Linked DNA regions of Homo sapiens: region 2 is linked to region 1. A link is a loop called in an ENCODE intact Hi-C map of the cell type or tissue named here. Cell type or tissue: PC-9. All regions are shown on one strand. Each heading gives the region's core, and the rest is flanking DNA. Links, peaks and the distances in the headings are about the cores only.

Evidence for each region. Peaks named below come from ENCODE experiments on the same cell type or tissue, not always from the same donor. Only the 100,000 strongest peaks of a DNase experiment are listed, where the experiment ranks them.
Region 2: a loop joins it to region 1, with 4 times the contacts of the local background. A loop is called at or near these places in 3 of 110 quality-filtered maps.

The regions. Positions count from the first base shown.
Region 1 is chr1:68,382,326-68,388,184 of GRCh38, forward strand. No RefSeq gene overlaps it. Among named protein-coding and RNA genes, the nearest start is that of RPE65, 65 kb to the right of the region's middle. RefSeq lists an enhancer at 1,735-2,934. In PC-9, for the core only: CTCF peaks have their summits at 2,399 and 2,599; DNase peaks (open chromatin) are centred at 2,256 and 2,776; H3K27ac peaks cover 2,500 bases.
Region 2 is chr1:68,450,683-68,456,541 of GRCh38, forward strand. LOC124904198 (a long non-coding RNA gene) reads left to right here. Exons shown (of 2, transcript XR_007066164.1): 2 at 1-841. Among named protein-coding and RNA genes, the nearest start is that of RPE65, 3.7 kb to the left of the region's middle. In PC-9, for the core only: no CTCF peak of the experiment used is centred there; a DNase peak (open chromatin) is centred at 2,799; H3K4me3 peaks cover 1,015 bases; H3K27ac peaks cover 1,528 bases.

The DNA of each region.
Region 1 (5,859 bases), core at 1,150-3,649:
AAATTCAATGTGTCACTGATGGCTTGAAGAAGGAGGAACCTACAAACTGATGAATTTGAGTGACCTCTAGGAGCTGAGATTGATTCCTGGGCAACAGTTGCTAGCAGAGAATGGAGACTTTAGTCCTACAACCACAAGAACTGAATTCTGCCAACAACCTGAATGAGCTCAGGAGAATATTCCTCCCCAGAGTCTCCTGATGAGAACATAGCTCAGCTGACATCTTGATTTTATTCAACCTTTGAGATCCTGAACAGAGGGCCCAGCTACAATATGCTGGATACCTGACCCATGGAAACTATAGCTAATAATCTGTATTATTTACTGTTGTAAGTTTGGGGTAATTTGTTATGCAACAATAGAAAACTAGTGTGTGTGTCTATGTAACACTATGTGTATAATTCTATGCATTTATATTCTTTAAATAGAAGAGATGACATTTTTACAAAATCATATAAAATCGGTCTAGCCAGAGGTTTATAGAACAATCTTGTGAGTCAGTAATAAAATGAAATTTATAGTACAGATAGAATTCCAATTTTTAAAAAGCCCTTAATAAAGAGGGATAGCTCTAGGTTCAAGCTTCTTATTGCTTTATCCTTCTGGGAGAATCTGTGAGAAGGATACCTCATTAGTATATACTGTCAAAGGGTTGAAATCTCAATAAAACAAACAGTTCAACAAGTAATCATTTAGCACCTTATAAGTGCCACTGGACACTAAGGTTAGCACTGGGGGTTGGGTGATTTTTTTTTGTAATTCAGGACTATGAGAAATAAATTTATGTTGTTTATGAGTTGGTATAAGCTTATAAGAGCAAAGGATATTATAAGAGCAAAGGATGCATTCTTAGCATTGGATGCTCATATACCTCATCCAAGGGAGATGAGGTGAGTGTGGCTTCTTGACTTTCTCCTGTTCTTTACAGAACACTGCCCCAGCTGGTGGAGATGGCATTTTGCCTGTCCAGGTTGAGGTCCTTTCAGGTTGCAGGTTGCAGGAGGCCATAAGCAGGAGCTTACCAAGTCTCTTAATACCTCAAATTATGTCACTCCCAACCGCTCGTATAATTACTTTATAAGGCTGCAAAAACTGCCTTTAGTTAAGCTCCATTTCCTTGGTCTAACTAGTGTAGATTTCAGGTACAATTTCTTACTATGCCAGTGGTGCCACCCTTACCACATTGGTCTAGGTTTTAGAATAATGACTAAGCATTTCATATGAGTAGTTATATTAGAATGATGAGGAGTGTAAAATTGTTCAAGATGTAGCAAAGCTTAACATGAAGGCTGGGCTACGGTCCTCAAAACCTAGTTCATAGAGTAGTCCTGGGAATTAAATGATGTAAGGCATTAATTAAATGATATAAGTGCTTAATTCAATGCCTGGCATAAACGAACAACTCAATAAATGTTAGTTGCTATTGTTGTTAATTGCTATGACTTACTTGTTAGTGCCCTTATGGTAACAACTATTATTGCAAAATAATTACAGAAAAGAAGGGCTGATATTGGGAGAAAGAGGAGAGGATCTGGAAGTCCTGAAGAGGCTGAAGAAATAATAGACTGGGAGTAACTGAATGAGAATGTTGGAAGAAAGGTTGCAGTTAGTGAATGGAGTGTTTGAATTTAATATTTAGGAGATAGAATAATTCCAAGTAATGATAGAAGTATAGCAAACTGGGATGGACGTGGAGTATGTGTGATGTGAAATGGGAGATAGGAGAAGAAGGTCATTAACACTAAGGAAGCCAAAGGAGTCTGGAGAATCAGGTAGGGTATCCGTGTGGCTTTGGAACACTCTCAGGATGACAGCACAACTTAGACTACAGGAGGCAATGGAAAACACTAATGTCTTTAATAAAAGAAGGAAGTACCTGAATCCTTGTTGGTAGGATTTCCAAGACTGAGAGTGTCTCTGGATCCTGTCGTTTTAGCAGAACTACTCTGTGCACTATTTATACCCTTGTTGGAGTTCTCTCTACCTTCTAACTTCAGGAAGTGATTTTATTGTGCCAGTTCCCAGAAAGCTGATGGGGCAGTGTATTCATGCCCAAGCTGGCTGTTTGGAATACATCTAATGTACCCATTCTTCCAGCCCAGGCAAACTGCCCTTAAGAGCTACTTGATCCAACATCACGAAATCTGTTCTCATTCTAATTTAGAATGCAGGAACTTGTGTGGTGACTCATATGTTTGAAAAGCTCAAATTAAGTAGTGGTGATCTCAACCATGATTCACTGATGAGAACTGGAAAGTGATTCATCTCCTTTATGTGCTTGTCCTTGGGAGTCTCCAGGCTTAAAGGTCTTCCAGAAACACACTGCACTCAAGGAAAGACACTGGGCCCTCCTGTGGTGGTATTTTAGCAATTACACAGAGGCATTCACTACATTTTTTTACTAGGTCATTTCCTTTAGTTCATTTTATTCCCATCTACAGTCCACAAGATGCTCTTGTGCTGTAATGATTCACTGCCGATAAATGAAAAGTCAATGATACTTTTAGGTCAAAGGTGGGTGTACATTTAGTAAACCATTGGTGCAGATTCACAATTATCTAATATGTAGGGATAACTGTATTTTTCTTAGTATGTACTTGTTATCAAGGAGTAACTTTTTTCTTACCACAGTAACAGGGTTTGAATGTATTTTATATGATACTGTCAGAGGCGTTTAAACCAGAGCAACTCCATCTTGCATAGGCGCTGGGTAAAATAAGACTGAGACCTACTGGGCTGCATTCCCAGGAAGTTAAGTCACTCTTAGTCACAGGATGAGATAGGAGGTTGGCACAAGATATAGGACACAAAGACCTTGCTGATAAAACATTATGTGGTCAAGAAGCCTGCCAAAACCCACCAAAACCAAGATGGTGATGAAAGTGACCTCTGCTCTCCTCACTGCTCATTATATGCCAATTATAATGCATTAGCATGTTAACAGTTACTCCCACCAGTGCAGTGACAGCAGTTTACAAATGCCATGACAATGTCAAGAAGTTACCCTGTATGGCTTCAAAATGGGAGAATCCCTCAGTTCTGGGAATGGCCCACCCCTTTCCTGGAAAACTCATGAATAATCAACCTCTTGTTTAGCATATAATCAAGAAATAACTATAAGTATCTCCTTAGTCCAGCAGCCCAAGCTGCTGCTCTGCCTATAGGGTAGCCATTCTTTATTGCTTTACTTTCTTAAAACTTGCTTTCACTTTCCTCTATGAGCTCACCCCAAATTCTTTCTTGTGCAAGATCCAAGAACCCTGTCTTGGGGTCTGGATCAGGACCCCTTTCTGGTAACAATACCAAGAGGGAATACTAATTAAAAAACTAGTTTAAAGTTAAGATAACTTACACTAAAATAAACCAAAGATTCTTGTATACTGGTAATAGCACTGTGTGGAATTACAAATCCATACCCAAACAATCTACCTGACAAAGTAAGATCATATAATTTAACCAGATTAAGTATTTTTGCATCTACTATGCTGAGCAACCAGAACTAGGTAGGCACTATTGCTATGAATTTTCCTAGTATTTGTTTAAAAAAATTCACTATAGACCTGGTAAACAATCAATTACAATCCCATCTGATATAGTTGTGACCCTGTCCTCAGTTTGTAATGCTTCTAGCTAACATTTACAGTGAACCCATTTTGTGATAGGAACTGATCTAAGTACTGTCAGGCCTCTGAGCCCAAGTCAAACCATCGCATCCCCTGTGACTTGCATGTATACGCCCAGATGGCCTGAAGTAACTGAAGAATCACAAAAGAAGTGAAAAGGCCCTGCCCCGCCTTAACTGATGACATTCCACCATTGTGATTTGTTCCTGCCCCACCTTAACTGAGTGATTAACCCTGTGAATTTCCTTCTCCTGGCTCAGAAGCTCCCCCACTGAGCACCTTGTGACCCCCGCCCCTGCCCACCAGAGAACAACCCCCTTTGACTGTAATTTTCCATTACCTTCCCAAATCCTATATAAGACGGCCCCACCCTTATCTCCCTTCGCTGACTCTCTTTTCGGACTCAGCCCACCTGCACCCAGGTGAAATAAACAGCTTTATTGCTCACACAAAGCCTGTTTGGTGGTCTCTTCACACAGAGGCGCATGAAATTTGGTGCCGTGACTCGGATCAGGGGACCTCCCTTGGGAGATCAATCCCCCATCCTCCTGCTCTTTGCTCTATGAGAAAGATCCACCTACGACCTCAGGTCCTCAGACCAACCAGCCCAAGAAACATCTCACCAATTTCAAATCTGGTAAGCGGCCTCTTTTTACTCTCTTCTCCAACCTCCCTCACTATCCCTCAACTTCTTTCTCCTTTCAATCTTGGCACCACACTTCAATCTCTCCCTTCTCTTAATTTCAATTCCTTTCATTTTCCGGTAGAGACAAAGGAGACATGTTTTATCCGTGGACCCAAAACTCCGGCGCCGGTCACGGACTGGGAAAGCAGCCTTCCTTTGGTGTTTAATCATTGCAGGGATGTCTCTCTGATTATTCACCCACGTTTCAAAGGTATCAGACCACGCAGGGACGCCTGCCTTGGTCCTTCACCCTTAGCGGCAAGTCCCACTTTTCTGGGGAAGGGGCAAGTACCCCAACCCCTTTTCTCCTTGTCTCTACCCCTTCTCTGCTTTTCTGGGGAAGGGGCAAGTACCCCAACCCCTTCTCTCCTTGTCTCTACCCCTTCTCTGCTTTTCTGGGGAAGGGGCAAGTACTCCAACCCCTTCTCTCCTTGTCTCTACCCCTTCTCTGCTTTTCTGGGGAAGGGGCAAGTACCCCAACCCCTTCTCTCCTTGTCTCTACCCCTTCTCTGCTTTTCTGGGAGAGGGGCAAGTACCCCTCAAACCCTTCTCCTTCACCCTTAGTGGCAAGTCCCGCTTTCCTGGGGCAGGGTCAAGTACCCCTCAACCCCTTCTCCTTCACCTTTAGCGGCAAGTCCCGCTTTTCTGGGGGAGGAGCAAGTACCCCTCAACCCCTTCTCCTTCACCCTTAGTGACAAGTCCTGCTTTTCTAGGGGGCAAGAACCCCCAATACCTTATTTCCACACCCCAACCTCTTATCTCTGTGCCCCTATCCCTTATTTCCGTGCCCCAAACCCCCTTCCCGCTTTTCAGGAGGGTAAGAACCCCTGAACCCCTTCCCTCCATGTCTCTACGCTCTCTTTTCTCTGGGTTTGCCTCCTTCACTATGGGCAACCTTCCACCCTCCATTTCTCCTTCTTCTCCCTTAGCCTGTGTTCTCAAAAACTTAAAACCTCTTCAACTCACACCTGACCTAAAACCTAAATGCTTATTTTCTTCTGCAATGCCGCTTGACCCCAATACAAACTCGACAGTAGTTCCAAATAGCCAGAAAATGGCACTTTGAATTTTTCCATCCTGCAAGATCTAAATAATTCTTGTCGTAAAATAGGCAAATGGTCTGAGGTGCCTGACGTCCAGGCATTCTTTTACACATCAGTCCCTTCCTAGTCTCTGTGCCCAGTGCAACTCGTCCCAAATCTTCCTTCTTTCCCTCCCACCTGTCCCCTCAGTACCAACCCCAAGCGTCGCTTAGTCTTTCTAATCTTCCATTTCTACAGACCCATCTGACCTCTCCCTTCCTCCCAAGGCTGCTCCTCTCCGGGCCGAGCTAGGTCCCAATTCTTCCTCAGCCTCTGCTTCTCCACCCTATAATCTTTTTATCACCTCCCCTCCTCACACCTGGTCCGGCTTACAGTTTCGTTCCGTGACTAGCCCTCCCCGACCTGCCCAGCAACTTACTCTTAAAAAGGTGGCTGGAGCCAAAGGCATAGTCAAGGTTAATGCTCCTTTTTCTTTATCCCAAATCAGAAGCATTTAGGCTCTTTTTCA
Region 2 (5,859 bases), core at 1,611-4,110, 69 kb after region 1:
AGTATACAGCATCAATTCATTCATATCTCCAATACTCTTTCATTAAGTCTCAGTTGCTTGCCAGCACAGACAAGGTACTGCCCAAAGAAGTCCTTGGAAAACAGGCAAGATATATACTATACCAGCTAACAACCTTAACATTTTTTTTGAGAAACTCATTAACAATTTTAAATTTAGTGTGCAGTTATGGCTACTTACCCTAGGGGTCTTCTTCAACAAAACTGTATAACAATTAATCCAAGTGCTTCCCAAGATATACAACAGTAGCTTCATTTCCTTACAGTGAGGGCATAGGCATGTGATGGGCTCCACCCGTTAGGGACAGTGGTAGAAGTCCTAATGGTAGCACCTGGGGCTTAGCATCCATAATATCTCTGCCCATCCAAGGCAGTTGTAGTGTCTCCATTCAACAGTGGAGCCCGGAATATTGTTACTGGCTGGGTAGCCTCCAAGCTCCATCCTTTAGCCATCCCAGAGATTGTTAGCTCTCTAATATTTACAATATTTGCGTTCTGCTTTATTAGAGTTAGTTCCATTATTTGCAGCTAAGAGCCCTATGCCTATAAAATGATGGTAGTATAAGATACTACCATCATATTTTGGGGGGTATAATCACTTTTGTTGGATCTTGGAGAGTAATAGAAGAGGAGATTAATATCTATCTTTCCACATTAAAAGACCTGTTTCCAAAATATTTCAAATAAGAAACTTCTCCTCAAAGTACAAGGATAATCCAAATCTTCTTAAACCAGCAATAAAAGCATAAAATTTTTATTTAGAATTAAAGCAAATACTTCTGTATCACAAACACAATATTAAACTTCAATAAATATACCACTAATTTGGAGTGAGCACTTATTTGCACAATACCATACTTTTTTTTTTGCTATGAGAATGCTTTATTAGGCAAAACCATATACTATGAAAGTGCTTTAAAATGCAACAGGAGGAGATGTGAAGACACAAAGAACAAGTGCCTAGTGACACATGGATATCAGAACACACCAAGTAAAGTATCCACACTGCTTCCACCCTTTACCAAGAAAAGGAAGGATCTAGGCCACCTCCTCCTCGTCACCGTAGGATGCTGTGGTACCACCCAGGAAGAACATTGATACTGGCATTAGGAACCTCCAGGAGAAAAAGGAAGTATCTAAGCTGAGATGGGATAAATATATAAAAGTTAGCCAGTCAAAGGGCAGGTAGAAGAGTGTTCAGGCACAGCTTGTGTTATTTATAAAAGTCTAGAGGCTAACATAAGGTGGGAAAATAGCTAGAGATGAAACTGGACTAGAGATAATCATAGGCCAGATTGTGTAGAACATCATAAACTAGGCCAGGCACAGTGGCTCACGCCTGTAATCCCGGCCCTTTGGGAGGCCGAGGTGGGCAGATCACGAGGTCAGGAGATCGAAACCATCCTGGCTAACACGGTGAAACCCCGTCTCTACTAAAAATACAAAAAATTATCCGGGTGTGGTGGTGGGCACCCGTAGCCCTAGCTACTCGGGAGGCTGAGGCAGGAGAATGGCGTGAACCCAGGAGGCGGAACTTGCAGTGAGCTGAGATCGTGCCACTGCACTTTAGCCTGGGTGACAGAGCGAGACTCCATCTCAAAAAAAAAAAAAAAAAAAAAAGAACATCATAAACCATTTACAGAAATCCAGACCCTTGTCATGAGAAAAGGGGAATCACTGAAATATTTTATCCAGAGGAGTGACATGATCTGATTTGCATTTTAGTAGGACGACTTAGAATGCATTGTGGATAATATACTGGAATAGGAGATTTGGGCAAGACAAATTAAAGGGAGGCACAGATCAAACAAGTGGAGATAGCTGTTGTAAGCAGGTACACTGAGGGATGGATACGAATAGTGAAATTCAAGAGATACTTCAGAGGAGGCCTAATCTAACTCTGGGACTGGTAAATGTGTTGGGGAAATAAAAGGCATAAAAAAGGATTACCGGTGGGTTTCTGGTTTCTGGTACAATTCATTCAGATAATGCACACCGTGTGTGTGTGTGTGTGTGTGTGTGTGTGTGTGATGTTTCAGGGATACAGAGAAAATGAATTCTGATTGTGATTTGAACTTATTTATTAAAGGAGAAGATCCCCGGGGCCTGTAATCATTTGAGAGCCTAATAGGGAGGCTGAATGAGTTAGCATCTGAAGGATAAGCTCAGTGTTGACATAGAAAAAAGATGGAGGTGGCATTCTTAGGGAAAGATGCAGAGTGAGAGAAGGCAGAGGAATGAGCATGTTAGAAAGACTTTCTCCTGCAGCATTTTTGTTGGATTTTATTTTCTCAGCAGTCTCTTCTCTTCGAGAAGAGCTACAGGCCATGTTGTCATACCTGTACACTGTCAGTTCATTGGAGAGAAATTCCACTAATATCAAGACCCAGCAGCTTTTTAAAATTTTCACCTCTCCCCTCCCATTACAAGAGGCTGAAAGAGAAGTCTTTGTCGGAAAGAAAGCGTATACTAGTTGAGAGAGAGAGCATTAACAAACTGCATTTAAGTTCACCTCCTGGGAGATGAGAATCCGGTCTTGCTGGTGCCCGTGTCTGCACCAAGTGCCTTTCTTAGATATCCCTGTGCTGCCTTTGGTGTTCTGGGGCTATAACCACATTGTTTAAGAACAGCAACTGGTTTTAGCACTTTTTGCATTGTTTTGCGTCTGTGGTATCCTTTATGCTTCAACGTATAGATCCTAGAAGTCAGCTTCTTGAAGGATATTTCTTTTAAAAGTACAAATCATGGCAATTCATTCTAGGAATGCTCACAAACCCGTAGGCCATATGAATCATCAAATTAGTACGCTTGGAGAAATTCAGGATGAAAACTAATTTCTGTGTATTAAATTTCATTGAACCCTGAGCTCCTCAGGTATAAGACAGGGAAAATATGCAAAAGCATTCTTTAGCCAGAAGTATTCCATATGAATATTAAGTAATGCTTATTAATGTCAATTCTCAGGAAGTTTGAGAGTGTCTAATCTTCTAGCTACTACTTCCTACCTCAGAAGTAACCCATTTTTTTCTTATTCTGCCATTGGTGTGAAGTTAAAGATCAGATGTCCACATCCTTTCAAAGCATGATTTTGACCTCTTTGCTCCTATATCCTCAAATGTAGACCTCTTTTCTAGGTCTAACTTTATCTTTCTGTGGTTTCAGTGTGATACACCGGATCCCCAATGTATTGTTACTTCTCTTTTCATCATCTCCTTTTATTCCTTCCCCACCTTAATTTTTTGTCTTTTGGTAAAATCAGATCTTTATGTCCAATTTCTGTGTCTGCCTAAGAAACTGTTATTTTGACATACTTTGGTGTATTTACCAAAATAATATTCCATGAATTAAAATAGCAAAACACCTTTCTACAGAGATTTCTAAATAGAAACTGATTCCACATTTCTTTGAAGAAACTGGTTTAGAGGGTATTATAAAAGCTGCTTTTTCATCCTGATATTAGGCAGATCAGCTGGGGCCTGCAGGTCATGGTGAGGAGTTTGGATTGAGTTCTGAGAGCAATGGGAAGATATTCAGGGCTTTAAACAGGGGAATGACTGAGGGATCTGATTTATGTTTTGGAAAAAAATCACTCCCACTGGTATTTGAAGAATGGATTATAAGTGTCTAGAAAGGAAGTAGGGAAACTGGCAGTTCATTTCAGGTGAGGTGATGATGGTGCTTAGATTACAGTAGAGCAATGCATATGGAAAAAAGATTGAAAGATTTGAGATATGTTTTGTAGGTAGAAATTATAGGACACATGATAGGTTGATATATATGGGATATAAGAAAATGAGTTAAAGATCATCACCTATCTATTGCTAACATTGTAGCATAAAAGCCAAACAGCAAACCTCAGTGTCACACAAGAGTAAGTTTCTCGGGTGGTTGGCTAGGTGTATCTGCAATATGTCTTAATTTGCTTTCATAACTGGAGTTTACCTTGCTGTCTAGATACTGGCTGAAATAAGTGAGGTTATTTGGCTCTGCTATACCTCTCCTCTCCAGCAGGCCAGCCAGGGCTTATTCCCCTGGCAATGACAAATGAAAGAGCAAGTGATAACAGGAGAAGCCGCTTAAGGCCTAGGCTCAGAACTGATCTACTGTCACTTTCACCACTTTCTACTAGCCAAAACAAGTCATGTGGCCAGCTTAGACTTTGAGTGGGGTGAAAATAGCTTTGACCTTGGTAGTCTTCAGTGAGAAGGACTACAGTGTCACACTGCAGAGGTCATGAAAACAGGGAAGGATGTAGAATTGAAAGCATTTTTTCAGCACATGGGAGACCCAAATTCGATTTCTAGGTTTTAGAAAGAGCAATTGAATGACTGTCAAACTAGTCTCCAGGACTAGGGGAGAAATTGCTGAGTGGAAATGGGTATATTACGAATTCTCAGTTAAACGTGAGATGTGAGAAGCCTGTAAGACATTCATCTTCTCCAAGACACTTACTTGTCCCTCTTGCTCCTTCCCCAATAGCAGCCCTCATGCTACCTACCCTGAAGGAATTTTCTCAGTAGAGGTAGGATTTGACCCAAAGTAGTCTGAGCCTACATTTTATAAGTATTTCTTCCATCCACATATAGAAGTTCTAGCAAATATAATTTTCTCATTTTCATTACATGCTCAATGATACTTTAGTACTCCTTATAGACAGATGATCCTGGAGGCTTCCCAGCTGACTTGCTGGAAAGTTAGCTGGGAAGGGTTGAAATCTCTCTTCAACTCATTCCCAACCATACTGCCAGAGGCATTCTTTTAAAGGAAAATCTGACCATCTTCCTTCCTTGAGGTTTTTAAGAGGTCTACAGAACTTACTCAATAAAGTCCAATCACTTTAGCACAGCTATAAGATCCTTCCCATCTTGTCCCCTGCTGGCTTCTTAGTGCCATCATCTGCCATTTTCCCCTTTCCTTTGTGCTCTGGCAGTACCAAGCTGGCCACTGTCTCTCATGGATTGCATATTGTTTCAGGCCTCCCTTCACTTTGTTGAGCCCTTTGCTTGGGCCTCCCTTCCTTCTCTTGCCCGTCTGTCAAATTCCCAGTGTCTGTCATAACCCTGATAGAGTACAACCTTCCTGGAATGCCTCAGACAGGATGGTATCCTTTGTTCTTTTTCTGAAACTCATATATGTCTAGACCACATTATATTATTTCACTCGTTAGCATGTCTGTCTTGCTCTTCTTGCTTATTGTAGAGAAATAGAATTGTCATGCTTAGCACATTGATATTTGGCTAAACTGTTCAATACCTGTCAGGGTGGAAACTGGAGACAGCCACCTGTTCCCTCAGGGGAAAATGGACAGACTAGCAAAGCTTTGCACTCACTTCTGCTTCACACCCATAAATCACATGCAAGGCAACCTTCCCTGCTCCTCTTGTCTCTCCACCACTGCCAGAACTTAGTCTGCCCAGGCATCATTCAAAAATGTCATGGGGAAGAGGGACCTAGGGATAGCCCTGGCCATGTATCTTTCTATTTTCCCCCCTCTAGTGGATGTCAGAGTGCCCTCTTGCTGGTGGGTTTCATCTCTCATTTAGAGAATCCTTCTTGCCTTCCACTGCCTGTGTGAGTAATAAACATCAAAATTACTTGTGGTCTCTGGCTTGAGTGTGATATGTTTTGACATTTAATGTTTTGAAAAGGTAGCGCCTGGCAGCAGGCTTCCTGCAACACTTCTGCTTCATTATGCTTAGGGCATCAGTACAAGAGCTTAAAATTTGTTGATGGTTGACTAAGTTAGTAGAGGCCCACTAGAAGAGCTGCCTGAATGAACTGAGCAGGCAAGAGTAAAAGTTTTGTTTATAAATGAGTGCTTAATGATTTTTTTAAAAAGAAT